Regions from separate parts of the Homo sapiens genome. Here region 2 is linked to region 1. A link is a loop called in an ENCODE intact Hi-C map of the cell type or tissue named here. Cell type or tissue: endothelial cell of umbilical vein. All regions are shown on one strand.

Region 1 (8,000 bases):
CTAGAATAATGCCTGACATATAATGAAACAAATGCCTGGTCCTCAGTAAATACTTGATTAATGATGGAAAGTACTGTTACCTCCCATTTTACAGGTGAGGAAACAGGCTCTGAGTGGTTAAGTAGCTTGCTCAGATCACAGCTAGGAAGTGGCAGAACTGGGATACAAACCCAGACACTTCCGCTCTGGAGACACCCACAACCACGACAGTAGGCAGCCCAGGTACACAGCACTGAGTCAGACCAGTCCTGAGGTGGGGACTTGCGTGGTAGGCATAGACCAAGGTATTTAGCCTGCAGGCAGAAGAGGAAGGCCCTGAGAAGGAGGCGGTAGACATTGAAGATTAACGTCAGCTGTGTGGCACTTGTGCTTTAGTGTGATCCTGGCTAACAGTGCTGATATCAGTCTCTCATGAGTGTAATCACACAGAAACCAACAGATATTTCTGAACTCCTTGTGTGTGTAAAGCACTGATGTACGTGTTAAGAAAACTGTCACAAAGTACAAAAGGAGACACTTGGCACTCAAAGAGCTTATAATCTAATTGTGGGAAGCACTAGCACATGAAAAATAACATAGCAAAGTCAGCAGTATTAAGAGTACCATAAAGTGGCACGTGGTTAACACTCAAACCAGGGGCCCTGGGAACCAGTGCGTCACCGGTAAGGAGGGAGCAGTCACTAAAGTCTCAGTAGGCTGGGAAGCTTCGTGTGGTGTGGGGCGGCGGGGAGCAAAGCTTCCTTGGGACTGGCAGAGCCAAGAGGGCTGAGGAGGTCTAGGGGAAGGTGAACTGGGAGGGTGGGAAAGCAGGGAGGAGGAGAGCCCCTTGGCAAAAAGTGCTGTGGGGCAAAATACTGCAAAGATGCTGGGCAGGGATGTGGGGGGGTAAACAGGGCTAGTCAGCTGTAGCCCATCAAAGCCAGGATGGAGAATGTCATATGTAGTTTGTGCATGGATGTCACCTTGAGCTGGGAAGCAACTCAGAGACTTACAGGGAAGGAGAATAGAAAAGGAGTAAGATTGGGAATGCTGCCAGAGATGACATGGAGAAGCACAGGGAAGGCCAGAGAACCAAATGGCTAAGGGCACAGGCTTTAGAGCCAGCCTAACTTCCACCTCTACCTCTGCCACTTCTGAACTGTATGAAAGGTCACGACACTCAACTTTCAGAGACTCATTTCCTCATCTGTAAATGAGAGAAAAAGAAAAAAGTTGTCTCATGGAATGTCTGTGAGGTTAATACAGTGAGATAATATAACATGTAAAATACTTAGCACAGTGCTCAATAAATGGTAGCTTTCAAAAACCATGGAAGTGACCCACTGGGAATGCTGGGCTCTCAGCCCCAAAAACCAGAGAGCAATGCCAGACCATGGTGCCTGCTGCCCCCCGCACTGGGGGTGACCCCCTTCAGCCCCTGCTTTGATGCCCAGTGGCCCATTTCTTCCCTCATACTTAAAAGTGCCTGCTCACATATAAGGCTAAATCAAACTCCTGCAGAAACATGACAGGAAGCTGAAAAGATAACATAAAGCAGAAGCAGGGATTCCTGTTACCAGAACAGTGTTGGTTGAACAGGATGTGGGGGGATCAGGGAAACAGATGGCTGAGAAGCAGATATTGCGGAACCATCCAGGAAGTTATTGCCCTCCCAAGCTCAGGACAGAGGCTAGTTCTATTATTATGACTTTTTTTTTTGAGGGGGTGGTGGTTTAATGTACTGATTGCTTGCCTGCCCCTGAAGGCAGTTTTAGGACTTCAGCAAAATACAAGTTAGCACCTGTTTTTGTAAGTATAGCTAAGATAGTTTTAGTTTGGGGGGTTTTGTTTTGTTCTATCTTCATTTTTTGTTGCATTCCTGAATATCTTGTTCCTAGCTATGGTGGTTGTTTTGACATTGTCAATCAAGAATTCAGTGGGCAATAGCTTAAATGCCTTCAGTATTACCATCTATTGCTTGTTTAAACAGAGTTTTAATTTCTTTTTTTTTTTTTTTTTTTTTTTTTGAGATGGAGTCTAGCTCTGTCGCCGAGGCTAGAATGCAGTGGTGCAACCTTGGCTCACTGCAACCTCCGCCTCCTGGGTTCAAGCGATTCTCCTGCCTCAGCCTCTTGAGTAACTGGGATTACAGGCGCCCACCACCACACACAGCTAATTTTTGTATTTTTAGTAGAGATGGGGTTTCACTGTGTTGGCCAGGCTAGTCTCGAACTCCTGACCTCGTGATCTGCCTGCCTCAACCTCCCAAAGTGCTGGGATTCAAGCGTGAGCCACTGCGCCCAGCCCAGAGTTTTAATTTCTAAAGGATTTTGTGAATTATTCACCAATGAAAGCAAAGCTATAAATTGCAGCATAATTTCAAAATATTGCTTGGGGGATATGATCATGAGAAAACATAAAACTCTATTCTCCTGTCAATTCCTGAGCAAAAATTATCCTACAGTGATAGAATAAACTAGTCACAGTGGGCTTTCTGTGCAGCTAATTTATTTTATGTGCCTACTGTGTGCCAGGTATAGCACTAGATTCTGGGTATACAGTGGTGATTAAGACAGCATAGTCCTCACTCTCTTGGAATTTTCTAGTATAGTTTTCCAACTAGCAGCTGGCCTTTTGCATATCTGGATAGCCTGAATACGTACCTCTTGTTCTTTCAGTAGTAATAATATGTTTGTGAATGTTCCATTCACATTCTTCCCCAGCATCCTTTGTATGTAGAGTGTACTATACACATGGCTGAGGGATCAGGGAAGGTGTGAATCAGATCCTGTAAACCTAGCACAGGCCCTGACCACGGCAGCATTCTTCTAACCTCCTAATCAGTGAGATAAGTGTGGTTGCTACCTAATAAACCACTGTAAAATTACATTAGAACTCCTCATTTATATTTTTTGGCTCAAACATGTTCTCCGTGTGTCTGTTGGTGTATAGCGCATCTCTATACAAATGTACATGGCCCTTTCCCATGTTTTATTTCATTTTCCCTTCAGAAGAAGCCTGTGCAGCAGAATGAATCAGGCAATGGTATCTCACACATGGATGAAAAGTGACTTCCCTCCCCATTCTTCTGGGGAGGGCTGCTTCCCCGCTTTGCGAAGCCCCACCTCTTACAACCTAATCTGCAGCGCCAGCTTTACCAAGTGAGGTTCACTTTATATTCAGCATTTACTGAGTCATCAATCCCCAGGAATCTCAAGATACCAAAAATATGGAGACCCCACAGAGAAAGCTCAAGTTCACTACTGCAAATGCCTCTGTTCTGAAGAGTAAATTCGAGTAAGAAAAGAAACAACTAATCATGTTTATGCTGAGAAATGTTTCTCTTCTTTCTCTCCTTCTTGATCTGCTTATTTCTCATAGTTCCCCGTCTCTGAGCTTCTCCCTGGGGCCTACAAAATGCATCTCGCTGGCATCCTAGGAGAGCACTGAATAAATATAAAGTGATAATGAGGAGGCGGCAGCTCTGGGCCACCTGGGAGGTGATAAGTGCAGCCAAGAGGCCCGGTGGGACCTGAATGCCTGCTCAGACAGCCCAGGGATCTCAGGTGTGATATAATTGTTGCTCAGCTTGTTTCCTTTACCCAATAAACTGTAGCTCTGTGGGGGCAAGTTGTATATTGTGCTCTCCATATAGCCCTAACGCAGTGCCTGGTGCTCCATAAATAGTTATTAAAAGTAGGAAAGAAGGCAGGCAGGCAAGGAGGAAGGAATGTGTGGGGGTGCACCTAAGCTTCTGAGGTTGTACAGAAAATGTGGACAGAAACCTAAAGTCTAGGTAGGAGCGGAGTTTGCACTCCGTCTTTTAAGACAGAATCCCTGGGTTAGTTCAGGTGAAAGCCCCGTGGATTAAACCTGTTTGATGCCTGGTTTGTGGGAGTCAAGGGATGTATGCGCCTCCTCTCCTGGCTGCCACACAGGAGCTGTGTTCAGTCTCACAGGGGCATCATCAGCCTGGGAGCAGCTGTGTGGCTGTAACACCAGTGGATGCCGGTGTAACAGCTGGTACACACACCAGTGGTGACCCCCAGATGGGCCCACAGGGCAGAAACACTAAAGGCCAGGCCTCCTTCTCCATGAGGGCTGCCCAGAGTTCCTTCACAACAGCGACAAAGGCAGAGCCCAAGCCCATTGGAGGTTTTGCAGGTAGTGGACGTGAGTCCTGAAGAGCAGCTTTACCACTCCAGGGACCACCAGGCCCTGCCCGCCTAGAAGTCATAGCAGCCAGTGTAGACTTTAGCTTAGGAATACACTGCATGACCATCTCTGTGGGACCCCTTCGCCCTCAACCATCCTGTGAGATGTGGAAATTGAGGTTCAATAAGGCTGAATAACTTGCCTAAGGTCACACAACCAGTGAAGTGTCAGAGTTCGTACTCAGGGCATCTGGTCCTTTGTCAATCACATCAGCAGAGGCATAGCAGCTGCAATGTTGAGAATACACTTGATCTTAGCCAAAAGGCCAAGAAGTGATGCAATGTTGAGAATAACCAGCAGAGGACAGCCTCCACCAAGAGGCCATTTACTGCCTTTGCAGAGATCAAAGCTAACATACCAGTATTGGGGCATATGTCACCATGTGCTCCCTGCTCCCTGACAAGATACACTGAAAAGGATCCAACATCAATTCTGTGATTTTCCTGTCATAAAAAATTTACCTAAACCTAATCCTGAAATACCAGATAAACTCAAAATCAGGGGCAGTCTGCTAAGCAACTGGCTAGTACCCTTCAAAATTGCTAAGGTCCAAAAAGTCAAAGAAAGGCAGAACTGTTCCAGGTTAAAGGAGGGCCATACAGCTAAATGCAATTAAATGCAATAAATGATTGATCTTTCATTGGATCCTGGGCTGAGAAAAAAGCAATACAAAATGTAAAGGACATTATTGGGACAATTGACGTAATCTGAATTTGAACTGTGGTTTAGATAGTAGTATTGTATCAATGTTAAGTTTCCTAAAGTTGCAATCATAATATGTTTACATAACAGAATGTCTTTGATCCCGAAATATTAAGGGGTAAAGGGGTACAATGTTTCCAACTAGCTTTAAAATAGTCAAGGAAGAACACAGAGATAGTAATAAGGCCACAAAAGAAATGGAGCACAATGAAAGCAATAGGTGAATCTGGGCAAAGGGCACATGGAAGTCCCTTATACTGTACTTACAATTTTTCTGTAACTTTTAAATTATATCCATATTAAAAGTGAATGAGAGAGAGAGAGAAACTGTCCTAGTTTTTCAGAGCTTTGGACTTGTGGTAGCCACACCCGATTTGAGTCAGTGAAAGCTTTCTCATTGAGGGGGTGGGGGCAGTGAGGTGAGGCCTCTTTTTAGTAAAGTGTGGCTTCAGCCCACTGTGGAGCCCTGACCTTTGCCCTGGACTGACCAGAGTGACTGCACACAAAGCTTACCTGATAATAGATTTACCTGACCTATGAGACGGCCTTTGCTTAAACATTTTGAGGGAGTGAATATAATTCACACCTATAGGTGGAGGAAGAACAGTGGACCAAGCTGAAGGCAGAATGGAGCTCTGGGGGCTGGGGACACAGGGAGCATTCCAGGGCCTGTGAAATACAGAGAAGGAGAAAGGAGGGTCATCTGGGGGAGGGATGCAGGGTGGAACCACCACCTACAGCTTTGCTGGGGCAATCCTTCCAAAAGGTAAGACTGCTGGAATCTGAATGAGCAGGGGAAATGTTAACAGTAAAAAGACTGCTATGAGGGGTAGCCATGAAAAAGGACATAGAGTAGAAAAAGCCGATGGAGATGATATAGACAATGATGTGTGTTAGAACCACTTGGAGGACTATTGGAATTCTGATTCTTTTAGGCCTGGGATAGGGGGGTAGAGAATTTACATTTCTAACAAACTACCTGGTGCTGCTGGTCTGGACCACACTGTGAGTTGCAGTGGTGTTGCAGATGATTGTGTCCAGCCCACCCTGGAGGGGTAATGCCTGTGAGGAACATGTGAGAGTCACAATCAAAGAGGTCCAGGGTTGACCCTGTGGTGCCTCTAGCTGGGCAGTAGGGATTAGGGACAGACAGCCTCATGGATGAAATGCCACTTAAACTGGGTTTCAGAGGAGCTGGGGTAGAGGAGGGCCTTCTAAGGAAGCAAAGACCTAGAAAACAGTCCAGTCCAGTTCATCATTTGGGTTTCCCAGGGAAATGGTGGGCAGAAAGGCAGTTGAAGGGCCTGAGTGCCAGGTCAGGAGTTTGGACCATATTTGGCAGGTGGTGCAGAGCCTATGGTGGAGACATGACAGAGAGAGGGCTTTCAAAAGATTGACCTGATAGAGGTATGAAGAGGTATGAAGGGCAGATAGGAGAGGGGGAGACTTGAGGTAGGAAAACTAGACAGGAGGTCCCAGCGGTGGGCTTCCTGGGACGGAAGGGCCTGGGGAAAGGGGATGGTAAGGGTGCGTGGAAAATAAGGGAGTTTAAGCATTCTAGCTAAGTGGGAAGTAGAATTACACAAAGAATCCATTTGTTCTATTAGACTTTTGGCCTTGAGTTACCACCAAAATTGATATGAAGCATTCAAGTCTTCAAAGATGTTTTTTAAAAAAATCAATCCATTAAATGTATTTACAGGACATTTATTACTAAAAATTAAGCACGAGCTTTCATATGAACATCTTCAAAAGTCTCCTAAGCAGCAAGTGGGCAGATGGAGACAATGATGTGCTGGGAAACGTTTACCAACAGGCTGGGAGTCAGGAGAGCCCTGATTTGTAGCGAATGTCAGTTTCCGAGCTATAAAATTCTCTCATAATGGCCGATTTCAAGCTAACAACATGATGTCAACTAGCTTGTAAAATTCCAAAAATATGTCAGTTGGCTCTTGGGAGCCAGTACAAGCTGTTTCTAGCACACTCCAGAATGTAGAACAAATGACAGGAAATGGTTGGAGCCACTGCATAAGTAGTGAGTAAGTTTCTTTTCAGCATTGGTTTCTGAACCCAGAAAGCCAGGATTACCTGTGGAAGAAGCTCACAGGCCAGGTGACTTTGGGCCCCAAGCATTGGAGCATCAGTTAACAACAGTTCTTTCCAAAGAATGGAAAATGGCGGATAGGTTGGATTTGTTCCAAAGCCCCAAAGCCAGGAGGATTATTTTACATAATAGAGAAGCATAAAGGAAAGGGAAGAGTCTTAAAACTAAGAGGAAAGAGACCCGGTGTTTGCACTTATCTCTGTCTCTGATACTTAGCAGCTGTGTGCTTAACTGCTTTGAGCCTCACCCTCTGTCTTTGAAAGCAAGGACAATACTAATAGTATACACAGCTCCATGCAAAGCCTAGAAGGCATTCCATATCAGTCAGACTTCACAACCCTCCCTTTCTTCCCTGCTACAGCATTCACCCCTCTCCACTTAGGTTTATGCTGCCCCAGACCCTGTATCTGTCCCATAGAAACTATCCTCTCACGTCTGAGGGATGTCCCACACCTTCAGGGTAGATCTGGAAGCCGCACTGGCCAGTCTGCTGCAGAGAAGAAGGCAAAGGGAGAGAAGCTGATTGTGTCCCCATCAGCTTTCACGGCTGTGCTTTGGTCCCTCACGAGCTGTACTTCCTGCCCTTGGATTCTAGTCTTTCTTTTTTTCTGATAATTTTTTCTTTTGGCTTAAAATTGGGATTCTGTTACCTGTAACCCAAAGAGCCTGAGACACCCTAATTATCTTCCTTCAAAAATTCTGGTAGAGACAAAAGACACTGGCCTGGGAATCAGATTTGAGTTTTGACCTTGGACAAATGACTTCACCTCTCTGGGTCTTGGTTTCTCATCTGTAAGATGAACCAATGAACCAAATGAATGTAAATGAATTTTAGCACTAGTGTACTGCTCTGTTCTACATATCTTTAGCCTAATGGGAGTATATTAGAGTTAAATGCCCACTCAATTCCACTAGTCAGAAATGAGTTGATTTGAATGACCAGAGAGCTTTGGACAGTATTTGCACAGTACTGATTAACTCCCTAGCCAGTACTATCTGG
Region 2 (8,000 bases), 250 kb after region 1:
GGCAGTAAATATTTGCTGACAGTCCATGCTTTCTCTTTGATGTACAGTAGCAAGTGTCATCCTCATGAACAGTAGTGATTCAAGGAGAACCAATTAGGATGAGACATCTGGCTAAAGTGTGTTGTATAAGAAGGAGACTGCCTCCATCTGGGTCACCAGGTGTGGGCAGTCTAGGATAATCACTGGGAAATGAGACATTTGCAGAGCTTCTATCAGAATCCTTAGAATAGTTTATCTCAGGTCACCTAAAACAGACTGTCCTATTAAAAAGTTCGGATTCCTGGTCCATCTGCCATAGAACTCCCTAATTACCGTTTCTGAAACTGGGCATTTGAATTTATCTGCTGTGCCAGGGATTTTTTAGGATGAGTGTCAAACCTGAATATCTGTATCTGAAGTCAAGCAGGCCTCATAGAGGAAAGTCAGGCTGCCATCTTTATTGCTGAGGATCAGCACTCCCACTTCTGTTCTCCCAAGCCCTGGATGCTTGGAGGACTTGAGTATGAGTTTACAGTCCAGCCAGCAAAACTTTCTAGTAACACCAAAACCGCTGGTCACTCGGCTTGGCTGTTTCATAGCCACAGGTTAGCTCTGAAATCCTGCCAGGTACTCACTGAAATTCCATCATTGCCACTGAAAAACAGCCACAATCACATGTCCCGCAAGTCAGATCATGGCAGGAATAGAATTTACTTGCATTAAAGCAAGGTCACCTTAAAAATAAAAAGTTGAAAACTTAGTGCCTTCATCGGGAATTTGTGGGGGGTCAATTCTAATTATATTTCAGAAGCTTTCAGAATTCTTCAGGTAGACTGGTATTTTGTAGGATTGGTATTTGAAATAAGCAGCCCATAAGTTCTGCCAGATTTTCATGATATACTGATTTCTACTATAACGGGTTATCATTTTTTCATTCAGGTATTTTAATGTGCATTATGTTTATTTCCTGTCACCTAAAACTGCCTAGAATTTTGACAGCAGAGCCAACAGGCCAGGCTGTGGGTAAAGCCTTCCAGCCCAGAGCTTCCCCTGAGACTGGTAAAGGAGATGTTTTGTGGGATCACATGGTTGCCATCCATGACATCAAACTCAGCAGTTAGGGACTTGTCCCCAACCACATTACCATGCTTTGTAGGCGGCTCCCTGCCTTCTAACAGTGTCAGCCTTTCCCTTCTGGAGCACATCAGCAGTGACAGGACACAGTCCTCCAGAGCATACAGTGGCCTAGGAGGAAGTGGCATACCCAGAGAAAGCCCAAAAGGAGGGTCACATTACTTTGCGTGTCACCATCCAACCCAGCCCTTACACTATAGCCACATCTGCCACCTTCTCTTCTCAGCTTCTAGTATCAAGAGAATATGTCCAGGAGATGGGCCTAGCCCAGACCCAGAGGCTTCTTTCAGAAAGGCAATGCCTCAGGGAGTGGGTGTAGGGAGCAGGGGTCTACAGAAGGAAGGGCAGCATGGTGGGCAGCAGGAGGAAGGCGGCCACAGCCTTTTCTTCACAGCACGTCTGCTGGTGCTGAGCCTACTCACCTTCCTTTTGGATACAGGAGCTCTTCAAGGCCAAGTAAATGAATCTCAGCTCTACCACATACCAGCTGGGAAGCCTTGGGCAGTTACCTAATCTCTTCTGTTTTCTCATCTGTAAAAGCCAAAATACCTGTCTTAAAGGGCATTGTGAAGATTAAATGAAATTCTTCAAATATTTGACACAAACTTGGCTCTTATTCCCCAAATACTAATGCCCTTCCTTGTTTCATGTAGAAAACTTAACATAGCCTTGCCGGTTTTAGGGTATGAGTTGGGGACCATTTATCTTAGGACAGTCAGAGTCAGTGGTGTATGCTGCTGCTGACTAAATTGTTCCAAAAGAAAATTGAGGCCCTGAGTTACCTGCAGAAGAAAAGAAATGAGTAGCAGGCATGGTGTCTCATGTTTGTTGTCCCAGCTACTCAGAAGGCTGAGGTGGGAAGATCACTGAGCCTGGGAGGTTGAGGCTACAGTGAGCTGTGATCGCACCACTGCACCCCAGCCTGGGCAACAGAGTGAGACCCCATCTCAAAGAAGAAAAGTCATAAAACTCTTTAAGAGACGAGTTAAACTATAGCTATCCATACAGTGGACTATTATGCAGAAATTTAACAAAATAAGGCTGTTCTATATGTACTTATACTGAATGCTTTTGAGGCAAGGAATGGGTGTGGTTTATGTAGTATATAATATGCATGTATTTATTTTTAAAAGGGGTGTGCGTATAGACAGGAATTTTGGGGAGGTCAATTCCAGTTTTATTTCAAGAGCTTTCAAAATTCTTCAGGTACACTGGAATTTTCTAGGATCAGTATTTAAAATAAGCAACATCAGTTCTGCCGTATTTTCATGATAATGCTGATTTCTATTATAACAAGAGTGTAATTTTTCATTCAGGTGTTTTACTTTGCATCATGTTTATTTCCTCTCATCCAATACTGCCTTGAATTTTGACAGTGGACTGGCCAGCAGGCCAGGCTGTATGTGAAACACACACGCACAAGCAGTTGAAGAGAGTTGCCATCTCTGGGATGCGCTAACAGCAATGCAGATGGGGCGGATGGGGGATTATTTTTTCTTTCTACCCTGCTTTCAGACACTTTGACATTTTTACCATGTGTATCTATCACCTGTTCCAAAATTTAAGCAAAAGGGTAATTTTATTTTATTTATTTTTTTTTTTTTGAGACAGGGTCTCACTCTGTCAACCAGGCTGGAGTGCAGTGGCATGATCTTGGCTCATTGCAACCTCCGCCTCCCAGGTTCAAGCAATTCTCCCGCCTCAACCTCCCGAGTAGCTGGGATTACAGGCACACGCCACCACGCCTGGCTAATTTTTGTATTTGAGTAGAGACAGGGTTTCACCATACTGGCCAGACTGGTCTTGAACTCCTGACCTCAAGTGATCCACCCGCCTCAGCCTCCCAAAGTGCTGGCATTACAGGCGTGAGCTACCACGCCCAGCCACTAAAAGGTAATTTTAAAAAGAACCTTTTCCAAAACACCACCTTTCTTCCAGATCACAAGGTTAGAAAAGACGTGGACTGCTCTGCGGCACCAGTACACCCAAACTGCCATTCTCTATGAGAAACAGCTGAAGCCCTTCAGCAAACTCCTGCATGAAGGCAGAGGTGAGCACGTGGGCAGAGCAAGCATGGGGCTACCCCGCTGGGGAGTGGAGTACAAGTACACAGGGCATGTTATGAGGCCCTGAGTTATCTGCAGCACTGTGGATGGCTCATCAGGGCTTTTATCAGATGACAGCGTTGCTTGTAGAAGGCTGCAGTTGCTGTAACAAGACAAGGGCTATGAGTCACCTCATTCTGTGCTTAACTTTGGAAAACATGTGATATGGAAAACTCTACTCCTTATTCTTCAGAGTCCACATGTGTTCCCCCAAACAATGTATCAGTCCCACTGCTGATGCCGCTTGTGACGTTAATGGAGCGCCAGGCTGTGACTTTTGAAGGAACCGACATGTGGGAAAAAAACGACCAGAGCTGTGAAATCATGCTGAACCATTTGGCAACAGCGCGATTCATGGCCGAGGCTGCAGACAGCTACCGGATGAATGCTGAGAGGATCCTGGCAGGTAAGAGATGGGTTTTGTAAGCTGTTCTCTAACACTGTATCGTAATTGAAATGAAGGAATGGAAGAGCATGGCTGACTTCACTTAGAAAAAGACCAAAAAGGAAGGATTAAAGAATGGAATTCCATTTCCTATATGGCTAGTTATTACTTCCTCTTAATTCCAGAATGACTCAAGTGCCCTGTTTCTCCTTGTGTGTTCTGTTGTTCAATGGTATAGAATAAACAGAGAGAAGGGGTCAAGAAAGAACTGGGGCCGGGCGTGGTGGTTCAAGCCTGTAATCCCAGCACTCTGGGAGGCTGAGGCAGGTAGATCACTTGAAGTCAGGAGTTCAAGACCAGCTTGGCCAACATGATGAAACCCTGTCTCTAATAGAAATACAAAAATTAGCTGGGCGTGATGGTGTGTGCCTGTGATCCCAGCTACTCAGGAGGCTGAGGCAGGAGAATCACTTGAACCCGGGAGGCGGAGGTTGCAGTGAGCCGAGATCGCACCACTGCACTCCAGCCTGGGCGCTGGGCAACAGAACAAGAATTGGCCAACTTGCCTACCACTTATTAATAGTACCTCTAATAGGTGAGATTAGAAAAGGTGATGTGCCAAGATGAGGAGGTGGAGTTTTATCCAGACCTCATTTATCTGCATTCCTGTTCCTTCCCAGTCACACTGGGAAGTGAGCTCCCCTGCTCTTAGCATCAGACACATCCTGGAAAGTGTGGGGCAGTGTTGCGTAAACGGATTTTTCTTACAAGTGCTATGGTGACAGAAAGCAGCCTCCTCAGTCAGCACGGCCGGCATTTATCACACATGTGGCATGCGCGCGGCACCGTGCTAACTGGATGTCCTGAGGAATTTAAGCAGGTACGATAAATGCAGTGTATACTGTGGGAGCACTTAGGGGAAGGGACTGATTTGGTCAGAGATGTTAGGAAAGAGGAAGCACCTGGTGACAGCTTCCCAGAAAACACTGCATTGATTGTTAAAGGACAAAAGCAGTTACCAGCAAGCAGGGCTGGGAATTCCACTCAGATGGCACAACCCAAGCAAAGGCGCTGAGAGACCTTGGGGAAAACTGGGATCCACAAGTACTTGGGTTTAGATTTGTGCAAAGTATGACCTAAGGAATGGCCAACTAGGCTACAGAGGGAGGTGCAGCTGGGAAGCCCTTCCACATAAGACCGTGGCTGAAGAAGAGCCAGTGAAGGGTTTAATCATGGGAGGGTGTCACATGGTCAGATTTCTGTTTTAAAGTAAATTACTCTGGTGTCTGTGTGGAGGAAGGCTGGAAGGCTGAAGGTTTGCTGGCAGAAAGACCATTCAGGAAGGAGGGCTTTGCCAAGGCAGTCATCAAGGATGACTATTTTCCATTACTATATAATTTTTTAAATTCTTCAAGGGCTCACAGTTTGATTCACAAAGTTAAGAACTATGTGGGGGCAGGAGACTCCATTTATTTAATTCTAAAAGGGAGCTGCCTCAGAACCAGATGTGGGACTTAGTCGTTTGCACCATCTGCTGTGGGTATAAGCACCGCATACCTGTTTCATTTTCTTCCTCAAAAAGTTCTCCAGGATTGGCTGTATGTTACTCAAACAATAAAAGCACACAAGTCAACAAGTATCAGAGTGCCTACTTAGACAAAGCCAATGAATACATTACCATGGATGTTGCATAAGCCAATACATCAGGGTGGGTTTTGAGAAAAGTGTGCCATAAGCTGCTCTACAGCTTTAAATCACTTTAAAGGTCACTGATGGAATTTTTCAGTCGATCCTAATATAGATTTCACAGCAAGTACCCATTGCTGTAAGTGACAGTGAACCCAGGAAAGGCAGAGATCTGCTCACCAGCATAGACCAGACCACGTGAATGGGAAGGGGCTCAAAGCATGTATGAATAGGAGTCACCATCTGGGGGCCGGGCGCAGTGGCTCATGCCTGTATTCCCAGCACTTTCGGAGGCTGAGGTAGGCAGATCACCTGAGGTCAGGACTTAGAGGCCAGCCTGGACAACATGGCAAAACCCCGTCTCTGTTAAAAATACAAAAATTAGCCGGGGAATTTTGAGAGGGAATACTTGAGAGGCTGAGGCAGGAGTATCAAGCGATTCTCCTTGATTCTTAATTTCATTGAGCCGAGATTGTGCCACTGCACTCCAGCCTGGTCTCAAAAAAAAAAAAAGTCACCATCTGGCCTTTGGTTGGTTATCCACCAAGGATATTCTGGCATCATCAGGAAGAAAATATTCCTGTTGTCCTTTCTACAACCAAGATCCTGTGATCTAGATGGCAGGTATATTTAATGGCAGAACAAACTATCCCAGCAATAATAAAGGATGAGAACCACATGACTCTTTGGCTAGAGGCTTCTCTCTCTTTAAAAGAGTTGCCTGAACATCTTTGGCCTTAAGCAGACCACATCCTCTCTTAGATGGAATAGAGTTAAGAAATAGGCCCACACATATGGCTGACAGTTGATTTTCAACAAAGGTGCCAAAATAATTCACTGGATAAAGTATAATCCTGCAAATGGTATCTGCTATTGGATATCCATATGCAAAAAAGTGAATCTCGATCCTTACCTCATACCATACACAATAATCCAAAATGGATCATAGACCCAAAATGTAAGAGCTAAAGTATAACCTTCTGTAAGAAAACATAGGAGAAATTCTTTGTGCCCTTAAGCTAAGTAAAGACTTCTTGGCCAGGCACGGTGGCTCACGCCTGTAATCCCAGCATTTTGGGAGGCTGAGGCAGGCGGATCACCTGAGGTCGGGAGTTCAAGACCAGCCTGACCAACGTGGAGAAACCCCGTCTCTACTAAAAATACAAAATTAGCCGGGCGTGGTGGCGCATGCCTGTAATCTCAGCTACTCGGGAGGCTGAGGCAGGAGAATTGCTTGAACCCAGGAGGCAGAGGTTGCACCATTGCACTTCAGCCTGGGCAACAAAAGCAAAACTCCATCTCAAAAAAAAAAAAAAAAAAAAAGAAAGAAAGAAATTCTTAGGACACAAAAAGCATGAACCACAGCAGAAAACATTGAGTACACATATATCTGATAAAGGACTTACATCTAGGCTATACAAAGAACTCTTACAACTCAGTGAGAAGATAAAATTTAAATAGACAAAAATTTGAATAGACACTACATCAGAGAAGGCATACAAATGACAACTACATGAAAAGATGTTCAAAGCATTCATCATTAGGGAAATGTAAATTTAAACCAACCACAATGAGATACCACCACACTATCTAGAATGGCTACAACTAAAAAGAATGATAGGCCAGGCACGGTGGCTAATGTCTGTAATCCCAGCACTTTGGGAGGTCGAGGCGGGTGGATCACCTGAGGTCAAAAGTTCGAGACCAGCCTGGCCAACATGGCAAAACCCCGTCTCTACTGAAAATACAAAAAATTAGCCAGGCGTGGTAGCACACACCTGTAGTCCCAGCTACTTGGGAGGCTGAGGCAGGAGAATTGCTTGAACCCGAGAGGTAGAGGTTGTGGTGAGCCAGGATCGTGCCACTGCACTCCAGCCTGGGCAACACAGCGAGACTCCTTCTCAAAAAAATAAAAATAAAAAATGATAAAACTAAGGGTTGGCAGCATGTGGAAAAACTGGAGTCTTCATATGTTACTGCTGTGAATATAAAATGATACAGCCATTTTGGAATAGAGTTTAATAGTTTCTTTAAAAGTAAACATATACTGATTGTATGACCCAATAATTCCTTTCCTAGAGAAATGAAAACACATGTCCACACAAGATTTGTACACAAGTGTTCACAACCACTTACTCATAGCAGCCAGAAGCAATCCAAATGTCATCAATTGGTGAATGGATAAACAAAAACAATGGCATGTCCATAAAACTGAATATTGATCAGTAAGAATGATTAGCATGCAACATATGGAATAATCTCAAAAACATCATGCTAAGTGAAAGAAGTCACACATTAAAAAGTTCATAGTGGATGATTCCATTTATCCCATATTTCTAGAAAAGGCAAAACAGTAGCAACAGAAAGCAGATCAGTGGTTGACTGAGGTCTGCAGTAGGAACAGGAATTGACTGCAAAGAGGTACTAAGGTGATGGAAGTGTTCTAAGACTGGTGGTAATGGTTTATGTAAAAACTTACCATCATAAATCAAACTCCACAGCCAAAAACAGGTGAATCATATGACATGTAAACTATACATCAGTAAAGTTGGTAAAAACAAGTAACGAACTCCTAGGTACAATGAACCCTCCTTCCCACAGCACTACTTCCCACAGTGGTTTGTACAAACCAATTTCACTCTATTGTTTTTTAATGAGTTTACCTGTTATTTCTTCTCTGAAGGTGCTTAGGTTCTGCAGGGTGGGGCTCT

Evidence for each region. Peaks named below come from ENCODE experiments on the same cell type or tissue, not always from the same donor. Only the 100,000 strongest peaks of a DNase experiment are listed, where the experiment ranks them.
Region 2: a loop joins it to region 1, with 3 times the contacts of the local background. A loop is called at or near these places in 2 of 110 quality-filtered maps.

What each region holds. Positions count from the first base shown.
Region 1 is chr1:93,810,677-93,818,676 of GRCh38, reverse strand. It overlaps a transcript of BCAR3 not described here. Among named protein-coding and RNA genes, the nearest start is that of MIR760, 32 kb to the left of the region's middle. RefSeq lists an enhancer at 4,064-4,604. In endothelial cell of umbilical vein, a CTCF peak has its summit at 4,495 (motif pointing right); DNase peaks (open chromatin) are centred at 1,566, 2,756 and 4,496; H3K27ac peaks cover 2,642 bases.
Region 2 is chr1:93,562,903-93,570,902 of GRCh38, reverse strand. BCAR3 (BCAR3 adaptor protein, NSP family member) reads left to right here. Exons shown (of 12, transcript NM_003567.4): 10 at 3,052-3,163; 11 at 3,412-3,624. Among named protein-coding and RNA genes, the nearest start is that of BCAR3-AS1, 25 kb to the left of the region's middle. In endothelial cell of umbilical vein, no CTCF peak of the experiment used is centred here; DNase peaks (open chromatin) are centred at 3,372 and 4,622; H3K27ac peaks cover 1,391 bases.